2 separate regions of the Homo sapiens genome follow, and region 2 is linked to region 1. Evidence: chromatin loops called from intact Hi-C (ENCODE). Cell type or tissue: Calu3. All regions are shown on one strand. Each heading gives the region's core, and the rest is flanking DNA. Links, peaks and the distances in the headings are about the cores only.

The links. A loop is a pair of places that touch in the nucleus more often than their neighbours do. Peaks named below come from ENCODE experiments on the same cell type or tissue, not always from the same donor. Only the 100,000 strongest peaks of a DNase experiment are listed, where the experiment ranks them.
Region 2: it touches region 1 in a loop (2.1-fold over the local background); 7 of 110 quality-filtered maps call a loop at or near these places.

Annotation. Positions count from the first base shown.
Region 1 is chr12:75,822,289-75,828,585 of GRCh38, reverse strand. All of the region lies in intron 1 of LOC105369844 (a long non-coding RNA gene), which reads left to right. Among named protein-coding and RNA genes, the nearest start is that of PHLDA1-AS1, 210 kb to the left of the region's middle. In Calu3, for the core only: no CTCF peak of the experiment used is centred there; a DNase peak (open chromatin) is centred at 2,645.
Region 2 is chr12:75,709,809-75,716,105 of GRCh38, reverse strand. All of the region lies in intron 1 of LOC105369844 (a long non-coding RNA gene), which reads left to right. Among named protein-coding and RNA genes, the nearest start is that of KRR1, 200 kb to the right of the region's middle. RefSeq lists an enhancer at 4,361-4,862. In Calu3, for the core only: no CTCF peak of the experiment used is centred there; a DNase peak (open chromatin) is centred at 3,685.

The sequences.
Region 1 (6,297 bases), core at 1,023-5,022:
TGTTTGGGGAGGTAAAATATGCTTTATTATTAAAAGCTCAAACTTCAGCTCTGGAATTAGGCTTTGCTTCAAGTTCAGCACCACCATTTACTAATTGTGAAATTAGAAAAGGTGTTTGATCTCTATTAGCTTCAGTTTCCTCTTCAGTAAAAATGGAACTAATAAAGCCATTTCATATAGTTAGAAAAAAAAAAACTACGATGCTTAACAGACAGCTTAATAATAATAAGCATGCAATGAATGATAGTTCTTATTGATATTATTTTGGATGGGAGGTTTAAGTGTGCCAAGTGTGCTAAGATCTTGTTGATATTATTTTGGGTGAGGGGATTTAAGTGTACCATGAAACAAAATCTCATTAATTAATTCAAAGATTACTAAATGTTCTAAAGAAAGATAATATGTTTTAATAATATGTGCTCTACTTACAATGTCTGTGGAATTCTGTAAAGCCAAAAATATAATCATAAGCATCTATGAAGGTTCTAATATCCAGCATCTATAGGGAAATTAATAAATTTACAAGAAAAAAAAGACCCCATTAAAAAGTCCATGTTTGTCATGTTATAATATGGGAAAAGCTGTCAGACTTTTTGTACTTTTATTTGTGAGAACAACTAAAATTAAGTGGTGAGGATTTAGAAAAGCCAACTCTATTTCTATGCTTTTTTTCTCCTTTAAGGTGGTGTTTAGTGCTTAAAGAAAATCATCCAGAGCCAGGATCAGTTGGGTAATTGCAAAACTATCACAACCACAGAAATCATGATATATCAAATTGTGTGTGTTTACAGAAAATGTGTGGTATCAGTCTAGCTGGCATAAAGGAGTAAAAATGACAGTAGCAGTAAACAAAGCATATGGTAACTTAAAAAATGGGCTTTAAAAGTGTGAATATTTATATACAAAGCAACTCTCCATTCTGCAGCTTTTATAATTATCTATATTTATCATCACTCTGCATCCTTCCACATCCTTAGTGTTTTTTGAGAAAAGGAGCCCCAAGTAACTGAAGCTGCTGAAAGTGACTCTGTCTTAGGCCCATGTGCACCAAAGAAAACAAACCTAAATATCCTGGTCCTGATTGTGGGTCAGTGAAGGACATCTGATCTAAAGTCTTTATGATTTGACATGGGGAAGGCCAACTGCAGCAGTAGTGGCTTAGAGTCACCTGCCAATGGGACTGATTCAAACTCGATGAGCACACACCCCATTCAGATAGTGGGATGGATAAATGAAAGGGGCACCAGAAATAGTGAGTTCCTAGTGTTTATGTAATGTCCAAAGTGGCCCTTTGCAATTATGTCTCTCTCTATGAGACCAACTATACATTCCAATCTCAGAAGCACTTGGAAATGGGTAATTTGACCGTAAGATGTCACATCTGTGATCACATCCTGGATCACGGGTCATGATATGTTTTGGCTGTGTCCCCAGACAAATCTCAACTTGAATTGTAGCTCCCATAATTCCCATGAGTTGTGGGAGGGACCCAGTGGGAGATAATTGAATCATGGGGGTGGTTTCCCCCATACTGTTCTCATGGTAGTGAATAAATCTCTCGAGATCTGATGGCTTTATACGGGGTTTCCCCTTTCTCTTAGTTCTCATTCTCTCTTGCCTGCTGCCATGTAAGACATGCCTTTCACCTTCCACCATGATTGTGAGGCCTCCCCAGCCACGTGGAATGGTGAGATCATTATACCTCTTTTTCTTTATAAATTACCCAGTCTTGGGTATGTCTTTATCAGCAATGAGAGAACAGACTAATACAGGTCACATCCTGATGTTGGAACAGCAAACACTCTGGGAACCAAACATTATTCTGTGAACTCTTCTGATCAATAACCAAAGGTATTTCTGCATTTCTTTATACCCGAGTGTGAGTTCTCTTGAAATTTTGGTGCTGCTGAAATGTGCTCATAAGAATGTGCCAAACCTTAAAGCCAGAGTACCCACATCCCATTCCCAGCTGCTCCATCAACAACCCAGGTGGCCAGTAGTAGAAAAGGGGCAAAGGGATTAGGGCTGGAGTATTGGTTTTAGATAAGAGAAAGGATGCTGTCTCTGGGATGGGTAGGAAGGAGGTAAGAAAAGATGCTGATGAAGACACGGTTGTATGAGTAGAGGGAGGAGAGGGATGGGAAGTTAAGGGAATTTTTACCTGATTGCTCTGTTTTCTTGGTGAAGACTGAGGTAAGGATATCTATTGTGAATAAGGGGATGGGTAACTCGAATATAGTAAAGATTTGAAGCAACCTTCGTAGGAAATGATGGTGTTAAGGAACAATTGATATATAGGAAAATCATTGTGGTAATATCTAGGGATACAGATCATGGATTTGTAGAAGCATGTTGTACAATTCTCTCCCTGCATTGCCTGAGTGTAGAATCGGGGGAAAGACCGATGTGGGAATGATAAAAATTCAGGATTGTAGTGGACTCATTTGGAGGAAGCAAAAGGGAGCAAGAAAATTCAAATCATTCATAAGTGAATGATTAAAGAGATGGTTTAAGCCGTGATGGGAAGGAAAGTGAAGACAGGAAGGCACATACTGGGGAAAATGGGAGCACGGGGCAGTGAGTCAGAGCATTTTTTTTTAATGAAGTTGAAAAACAAGTTTAAAGGAATTAACAGAGAATAGGAAATTTAAGTAGGTTGTGTGGTCAGGCTGTGGTTTATTAGAGATTAAATTTTCGTTAGTAAAGCAATTCTGTGGGATGACAAGCTTCAGGGTGTGGTTATGCATGTGGGTAATAAAATTTGAGTAGAATTGAAGGTTATTGGAATGAGGAGGCCCAGGAACTGTGGGGCAAGGCATTTTATGGGGTATGTGCACGGACTCAGAATTCACCCAGGATGATGGTAAGACTAGGGGTGGAAAGGACAGTGTGACTCAGGGGCTTCTTAATATTTGGGGATGAATGTGAGAGAGTTGGTTGATGGTAGTGAGAGAAAGGCATTTAGGATTGTGTACTAGAAGGCATAAGCTTGCAGAGTGCAGGGGTTGTTCATTAAGGGAAGAAGAATTTGAGAGTGCACAGAGAACTATGAGAATACTGTTTCACTTCCAAGCCCCATGTCAAATGAGGCTTGAGAGACCCAAAGCTGCACCTAGACAGGGCTGTAGAAGAGAAGATCACCCAGAGGGAGGTCCAGGTTTGGGTTCAGCAAAGAAGTGGTGGAAGATTTCTTTCTGGAAGTTGAAAATGCACTAAACTTTGATAATCAGGAAATGGAGTTCTAGAGGAGACAGCAGAAAGATTGAGGAGTGAATAAGGGATGTGGGCATTTGCTTCTCCCTGATCCAAATATTAGTTTAGTGTTAGTGGTTAAGGACAGAATAGATGACTGCAGGGGCTTATCTTTAGGACAGTGACTGAAGGTGACATGAATATGAGGCATAGTGGAGTTCATTGACCTCAAGTTTTCAAAAGAAATTTTTATGTGAGATTGTTTTAGTGTTGAATCTAATGTTCTGAAAGCTGTGGAAAGCCTGATAACTCTAGAAACCTGTGAACTTGCCTACTTGAGATCGCTTTCAGCTCATGAAAGCACTATGGCTATTTCAAATATCAATGAGTAAAGTATTTTTCCTTCCTGATCACCAAGTTGTCTTCAAAGATTGTCTCATGAGGAACTACATGTCTCTTAGGAACTACAGTTCCTAAGCTTCCCATAAAAGCAAAGGCAGTCCACCTGCCCCATGATTGGGCCAGTGCAGAAGCATGGATCCAGGCAAATGTGGGTAACCACAGGGTACCAGCCGAATGCCCATGGCAACAGTCCATGGTTGAGCCTCTTTTTATCCCTTTAACTGTCTCCCTGTCAAACTATCTGCCAAAGTACCACTTAGCTGGAAGTGTATGAAGTGGAGTTTTCCTTCTTCCTTCCCTGAAGTATATATCATTACAAAAATTTTATTTCTTCATTGGTGAGAACTTTTTCTCTGAATTGGGTTCATTATTTTTTCAGAAGAGTGAAGATTTCAAAGCACACATTTCTGATTCACATCTATGCTGATGCCTGTAAAAATAACAAGATGCAGTAGCCATCCCAAGGTTGTTTGCCTGGCAGGGGGACTTTGGACCAGTTGCTTTGCTTCTTTGTACCTCAATCTCCTCTTCTCAGAGACAGTTAATAACACAGGGTTCTCCTTGCAGGGTTGTTTAGATGTGACCTCTGAAGTTAATGTATGTGAAGTTCTTAGCCCAGAGCCTGGCATATATTGGGTATCTAATATAGGGTGGCTGTTACTTTTACAAGGAAGATTATACCAGAATCATGCTAAGATTTAACACAAGTAAACTAATTGCATTTTCACAACAATTTGGTGAAATGGCTATTAATGATGACACTTATCATATGAATAATTTGAGGTTTGGTGTGATTCCATAGATCATTCAGGGTCAGGGTCAAATATTAGTAAATTGCAGAGCTGAGATTTGCCCTCAGGTCTATTTGATTCTAAACTCAGTGCTCTTTTCAATATAGTTAGATCATCCTGGGCGAATTATTTAGAATTTAGAGAAGAAAATTTCAAAATATTTCATTGTTGCCATGGCTTATTGTAAGCCCTACAATCAGTTGATTTTCTTGGCTCAATCTCAAGCCCTTTATGCAGAATTGCATGCCCTTTTTATCCTTTTCGGTTTTCAGGGACACAAGGAGAGATATGCATATGAAGGGTTATTTTCTAGGTAAGGAAAATCATATTCAGAGCAGTTGGTTGGTTATTCATAAAGAGCTCACCAAGTAGGCTCAAATTGGATAATCAAAGCTAAGCTGAGGGAAGCCACAGTTGATTTGAAATATCAAGAGGGAAGAGTAGGGACACTAAAAATCAGAAATGTGGTGAAACCACACATTTCCTGATCCAAGCACATCAGAATTCATTTGGTTAATAGTGAACAGAGGCACCCCACTGAGTTCCTTAATTATAACACCAGGACACTTTAAAGAAATATGAGAGGAATGCCTTTTCTGGCAATTTATAAATCATGTGATTTTCCTTTCTCCCTTGGGTGGACATTTTATTGCAGAGCAGGGTAGGGTTTTTGCTGGACATGCAAACTTCATTCACTTAATCGTTGAACATGAGGAACTCCATATTGCTTGTGGATGATTTTTAATTATCCACGGTTCTTTAGTAGTTAATGTTCCTTCCCATCCCAAGCCTGAGGTGTCCCTGTGTTTCTAATATCACATTGTGGAGACAAAGCCTGAGCTGGATACCCCAAGTTTCAGAGGAGATCTTGGAGATCATGGAGTTCTATCTTTTTCTGGCAAAAATGAAGAAACCGGGGCCTCAAGAAGTTTAATGACCTTTCCAGCATTACGTGGCCAGATAATAGAAAGGTTAATATTGGAAAGATTAAAACTGGAGGTCATATCTTGATGAGGAAAACCAGTGTTATGGCATTGGGCAGACTTTGAAGACAGAGATATGGTAGTATTTTGGGGAGAGGGAAGAAGAGGGAATTACTTAACCTCTTTGAGCTTCTCCCTATAAGCATCTTCTCTGTAAAATGTCTTCATATCTGTCTGGTGAGACGGTTGGATAATCGAATGAAGTTGTGAGCTTAGCAGAATATCTGGTGTATGGAGTGTGCTAAATAAATGATCAATTTTATAAATTTGTCTTTGAACTTTATGTCATTAGATTTAAAATAAAAGAGGACATTTGTTCCATTTTCTTTGTATTTCCAGCTGAATTTACTGCCCTTTACTAACCACCCCAGCTCAAACCTGTTTCAGAGCCCATCTGGATTGTGGTCGTGAACTAGCCCTGACACTTATAGGCTCTTGCTGCTGCAGATTTATCAGAGAAAGCCTAGAGACAGCCTTGCTCTCATCTTCGTGTCTGCTCCACCCTTGCTCCTTCCTCAGTCTGCTCCTTACACATGCCTGCCATACTCCATGTCATGCTGCCAGACATGACAGATACATTCAGCTTTCTGTCTCATTCCCTTCTAAGTATTCCTGTTTGCCCTGGCATTCCAGCCCATCTCTCACCCCAGAATCTTTGGCTGGAGCCATAACTTGGATTGGACTTGAGCCAGTCATTTCCTCCAGTCCCAGAGACATCTACGTGGGATGTTTGCCCAATGGCAGCCAATCCTAGAAGTCTCAAATGTGTCCTTACAAGTTTCTCAGTGTGTCTCCTAGGCCTAGGTGGAGCTAGGTGCCTAGAAATGCAGAGTGCTAGACAGAGGGATGTGGAATTTCATGACACGCTTGCCTCGTAGACCCCTACAATAAGTTACTCTGTTCTACGCAAGAATGTGAAAGGGTCACCT
Region 2 (6,297 bases), core at 1,416-5,415, 110 kb after region 1:
CTCCTCTGGGACTGGGTCCTAACCTTAGGACTCAGGTTCCATCTTCCATGGAAGGGCCACTGTGCCAGGCCCAGAGTCATACTTGGAGAGCTCAGATGCCACAGTACGACTAACTGGGGGCTCTAACCTGCTTTCCTACTTAAACTATCTGTGTGACCTTGGACAAGTGCCTTAACCTCTCTTAGCCTCTGTAAGATGAAGAGAACAATTGTACTCATATTTGACCCTTGAACTAGGGGGTTAAAGGCGCAGACCCTTGTGCAGTTGGAAATCCACGTATCACTTTGACTCCCCAAAAGCTTAACTATCAATAGCCTATTGTTGACCGGAAGCTTTGCTAATAACATGAGCAGTTTGTCCCAGAGAACCATAGATTAACACGTTATTTGTACGTTATATGTATTATATACTGTATTCTTACAATAAAGTAAGCTAGAGAAAAAAGTTATTAAGAAAATCATAAGAAAGAAAAAAAATTTAGTATTTATTAAGTGGAAGTGGATCATCATAAAGGTCTTTATCGTCATTGTTTTCAGGTTGAGTGGGCTAAAGAGGAGGAGAAGGAGGGGTTGGTCTTGCTGTCTCAAGGGTGGTAGAGGCAGAAAAAGATCTATTTATAAGTGGACCTGCAAGTTCAAACCCGCGTTGTTTAAAGCTCAACTGTTTTCATAGGATTAAGTGAGATGACGTGTTTTTCATGCTGGGTACATTACATGGAATTCAGGAAGTGCCCCCAAAATATTAGTCCTGATATTATTTTTCTTGTTCATTGAAGAACAGACTTGAAAGGGCAGTGAAAAGGCTGGAGAAAAATGAAATATGTAGGAAATTTTGAGAAAGATATTTGACAAATTATCCTTATATTCATTCTTAGCCAATACTTATTGAGCAATTACTCTGTGCTATGCACTGCTCTTTGTGTCTGGAATATAGTAGTGGACAAAACAGATATTTCTGCCCTTGTACAGCTTATGTTCTACCTGGGGTAGGGGGTGGGTACAGAGTACTTAATAAGCAATAAATAAATTATGTAGTACATTACAGTGTGAATGTTATGAAAAAAGAAAAAAAATGTGAAATCAAGTAAGAGGAATTAGGAGCACCAAGGAAGGAGGGGGCAGGGCTAGATTAAATCTACCATTCTTCTCATAACCAAAGTGGGAGTAACCCTGCCATTCAGACCGTGATTCCTTCAAATGATTGGATTTGCTTCTATTAATACTAAGAGCACCAGACAAAAACCCAACATTGACTGAAAGCTTATTCTGTGCCAGGGACTATTCTAAGGACGTCATGTTTAAAACCTTTTAAAATATGTATAAAAGGTAGATGTTATTACTTTCCCCATACAGAAGAGGGATCTAAACAACAGAGGAGTTAAGTAAATTGCCAAAGGTCACACAGTTCATCAGTATCAGAGCTATGATTCAGCACCAGCATTCTTTACCACTAACCTATACCATTCACACAAAGCATGAGTTGAAGTTAGAATGTAGAGATCTCAACATAAATTCAGGCTGCTTGGGCAACTCTGCCTTTCAAAATAACAAAGGAAGCCTCATATCTAATCACATCTAGATACCTATTTTCTGAGTGTAAATACTTTTAAGATAAGTTATCATGTATTCATATGATAATTGACTTACTTTAGTCATCCCTTGATAGAGGAAATGAAAATGATTACAAGTGATGAAATGATTATAAAATCAGTAAATTTAAAAAATTCATTTGTACTACTATTCCTCTCAACAGCCTCTATTTAGTTACTTGGAAAACAGACTTGTACTCTGCTTGGTGTACATATGGATTTGGGAACTCTTTGCAGTAAATCAAGAGTGCCGCAGGGGTTTGTGACCCACAGGTGGGATCTTTAAAATAAACTCCTACTTGGATTTTTGTGGTTGTCTCTAAACTGGAGATGGATGACAGAGTTCAATAGGAAGGGAAAGGCAGATTTTATTTACTTTTATACACATTTTCTCAGATGGTTACTGTAAGTTTTTCTTAAACAGGAGATCTCAGTTGAGAATTCTTTGATTCAAAGTTTAATCAGCCCAGAGGACTTCTTACTAACAAATTTATAAGAAAAAGTATAGAGTATGGAGTTAAGGGCTAAGACTCTTAAGCAAGATTTATTAGTTATTGTCCCCTAATCACTTAATAGCTGGATAACCTCTATGAGCCTTAGATTATTTTTCTATGAAATGGGAGTTATCATCACCATCCCCTCCACCAACACCATTATTATTATCTCCTGGGATTGTGGTGAAAAGTAAACGAAATATTACAATTAAAATGCTCAGCTTGATACTGGCACCTCCTCAACATTCAGTGAACGTAGCAATCATCATTAATACACAAAAGAGTTGTTGATGTTTTTAGCAGTTATGTGATAGATGGAGTTGAAGAATAAGCGGAAAAGATAGAAATGAGTAGCTGACTTTGATTATGACTTTTGGCATTAGACATAGCAAAACCTCAGGCAAGTAGTGATCAAGTCTACTTTCACCCTCAAGTGTTCTGAATAGAAAGAGAGATAAGAGTGATTGTGGTAGAAAGAAAGCTAAAAAGCTTCTCTTTTCTTTTTTTAAAAATTTTAAATCTATTTTATTAGTATGCTTTATTATGCTTTAATTATTGTTTAATTAATTATTTTTAAATTACTTTATTATGCTTTAATTATTTTTATTATGCTTTAATTATTATTTATTATGCTTTAAGTTCTGGGGTGAAAGAAAGCTTTTAAGAACTGAAAACCAATGTCAGTTCTCTGATTAAAAGGAAAAGGTGGTAAAGGATATGCTAATTGGTGATGTGTATATGCAAAGAAGCCAAGGAAAACAGGAAAAAGAAGCAAAAGAAAGAAGAAAAGGGGAAAAAGAACCAGTGGAAAATAGAAGCTTTGAGGATGGTAGGGTAGAGGCCGCTGGATGGCGAGCAGAAGGCCACTGATGGTGGAAGAGTGGAACAAGCAATGAAAAAGGCAAAGATGACCGGCAGTGCTTCTGCCTGGCAGCTCCTTCACCAGTCCTTATAGCAACAGGCATGAGGCGTTTTCTACTCTAAAGGCTGGCCAGTATCTGGTGGGAGAGGTAGAACACAACTCTGTAATAATAACATGATTTTGTAATCCATGTTTATTATGAGCCAGGTGTTTTTCATAGTTCACAAAGTGGATTCTATTTTATAGATGCCAAAACTAAAGCTTAAAGGGGTGAGGGTTACTCAACAAATAAGTAGAAAAGATGGACTCCAGAATCTTCTGCATATTTCTTCCTGTTATAGTTCTTGAAGCTTCAGGTGGTCAACTTGCTAAATCAGGAAACTATCACTGGAGTAACTCATATCATAATTATGCCAGATAACTGTGGCATATTACAGATTTTTTTTAAAAAAGAAAAAAGTACTGCTTTTTTTTTTTGTTTGCCATTGTAAATCAACTTAAAAAAAGTCAAAAAGGCATCAAGTGCTACAAATATGGCATTTGATAATTTTCAGTTAATTATAGATGGCATTTACTTAACATTTAGGCAATTTGAAAAGGAGTTATTGAGTATTAGCAGAATCAGCAGCAAAGGTTTTTCTAAGCTCCTGGAACCATGAGTCAAGGTAAATAAAAGTTCCCTGGTTAGAAAAGGGCACCAAAAAAGCCTTTGAAAAGTAGTTCAACTTGACTTTGACTTATGATGTCTTTGGGAACTTGCCCAGTTTCAAGGTGAGGCTATTGAGACAGGAAATACAAATGACAGTACAAAGAAATTACAGGGTTCCAGTTAAATCCTCATAGAGAAAGGCTGAAACTGTAAGGGAAGTTAACCACAAACTCTAAAGATAAATTAAGCAAAAGTTAGAATTGAATTGTGACTTGAAATTCTCTGGCCTTTCCTATTAGTCCTTTATACAAAGGAATAGCCCACACAATAAATGTATCCGCTTTGATCATTATCTAGCAAGCTGTCTTGATGTATTTAAAGAAAAATCTCTGAGATATTAATAACCCATTAATTAATTTTGGCCAAAGTCTATTGGTGTTAAAAATAAAACCAATTGCATATTACCTGGCTAATTTATGACATTTATCTACTTATAACAGTAACTATTTTGAGAAGCTGGTATATTATTACAACACACAAATAACTGTAGTATTGAGGGGGTGGAATATGTAGGCAAATATGTAAGTTCTACAATCCAACTTTTATCTTCCCTTTGTTCCCAGTTTTATTTTTCTGGCATTAATCTTGGCATTGAGTTCTATTTTTGTTGACTAGACAAAAGAAACGGGGGGGTTTGGTGGACAATCAGAGTGAGAAAGTAGGGCATTTGGAAAAATAGGTAGGAAGTGCTTGGCCTCCAGTCCATCCTGCTTAGTTTTTCCTTCTGAACAGAGCATGCATCAGCACCCAGACTCCCTAACTGATTTCAAAGCGAGCTTCTAAACATTTAGTTTTGCAAATAATACCTTTCTTATTCCCCAGTGAAATAAGACTGGGTCAGAGATGTTACAGCAGGTTCCTTTTCCCTCTCCACATAGTTAGAAGAGCCAGGCTTTCTAGTAAGCAGGTAATTCAGCTCTAGTGGTTGGCTTGATTCAATTAGTGATGGGGCGAACTTCAGTTTCCACATTCCAGGAGGAGGGGTTGCCCTTTTCACATTAAAACAACAGACTATGGTCCTGACTGGTTCCATCACTTGCTTCTCTGTAATTAATCTGTGGGCCCAGACAGTGAGCCTTGAGTAAGGAGTCAAATGCACACGATACACAAATAAATTTGTCAAACTGACCTCTAGGCAGCAGAGAGTATCTGAGTGAGGAAATATTTAGCAGGTATACATTTGCCAATCCCTAAATCAGGGTGTGTTTCTTTAGTAAGTAGGGGACTAATTCACTGAACTCAGTGCTTAATGTCTACAGACACGTCTCATGTACTTTGGGACATTCACACCATTGCTAGACTGAACTATTGGCCCATCAGAGATTCTTAGTGCCTTCTTTCTTAGTGCCTTCTTCCCTTTGTGTAGGCAAGAGCTATTCTTGTGGATATACAGGAAATCAATGACTCTTTTCAGCATTAGTAGTTATCATTGCTTGGGCAGCAACTCAAGGTAGAAAAATATAGCTAGAACAACCATGCCACAGTGGAAGATGGGCCAAAGACAGGAAGTTAGGATGTGCGGTCCAATCAGTATTGGGAATGCTTAACTAGACAACCAAGCTCCTTGGAGATCAACTGTTGGCTATAAATGTACATGTGCAAATATAATATATGTGTTAAGCAGGAAAGGCAGGAAGTAAGGGCTGTATGTTTTAGGCTATAGAACCTAAGAGCTTCAACAGTAATTTCCAGTGCAGGTAACTAATAGTTGTTATTTTTTTTTTTTAGTTTAAAGACACTGGCCTCATATAACCTGAGTGTGAAAAAGAACCCAGAACTCTTCTTGTACCCATTGTCAGAAAATCTTAGAAGGCCAGTCGTCTCTTTCAGAGATTTTCAGCCCTCTTCTAGGGCAAAAGACTGAGTCAGTATAATTACAATCACCTGGAAATAAACTGCAAACAGAGCTGCTTTTGTTCCCCAACTGAAATCTTGCAAAAGAGATGCATTACTTTGCTAGCTCCACTTCCTAACAGGAAAACAGTTTTGTATATTTGCTGCATTGTTTTGTTGTAATTTTCTGAAAAATATCAATTCTGATTTTTATTAACATATGAAAATAAAAGCTAATGCCCTGCTGTACCCTCCATTCTATGAAGACATTGTTCTCTTGACCTCTTTTCATTAATGGGAAAACTAAAAAGAAAACAGACATTTCCAATTTAATAGACATTCTACTAGATCTAAAGACTTGGCTCCTTTTTCTTTTTTCAAAAGTCCTTCTCTGAAGTAACCTGTCACTTAAAAAAATTCAAAATCTTATGCAATTTGTTCTGAACTCAATATTTTTGAAGTAAATACTAATCATTTTTTTTTTTTTTAGTGCTGCTGTATATTATGGTTGGGTGGCCTACATCTTCTGTTGTGTATCTCAAGCTGGATCAAGTTCACTTTGCAGGGAACTCTGTGCACCTACAGGAATAGAATGGGCACAAAGAGGATTAGAATCCCTGCAGGGGCAGCACAGAGAATTATGTTTTCTTCATGAGCTCTGATGTTTTATTAACCATTCTAGCAACTTTGCATCTGATAGAATCCACAGATGAAGTTCATGTTGTTTGTTACTCTGCCAATATAAAAGGCTCTCTTTTGAATGGAATATGAAGCTAGTGGCTCTCACCCACCAGCCATAGGGCATAAGCTT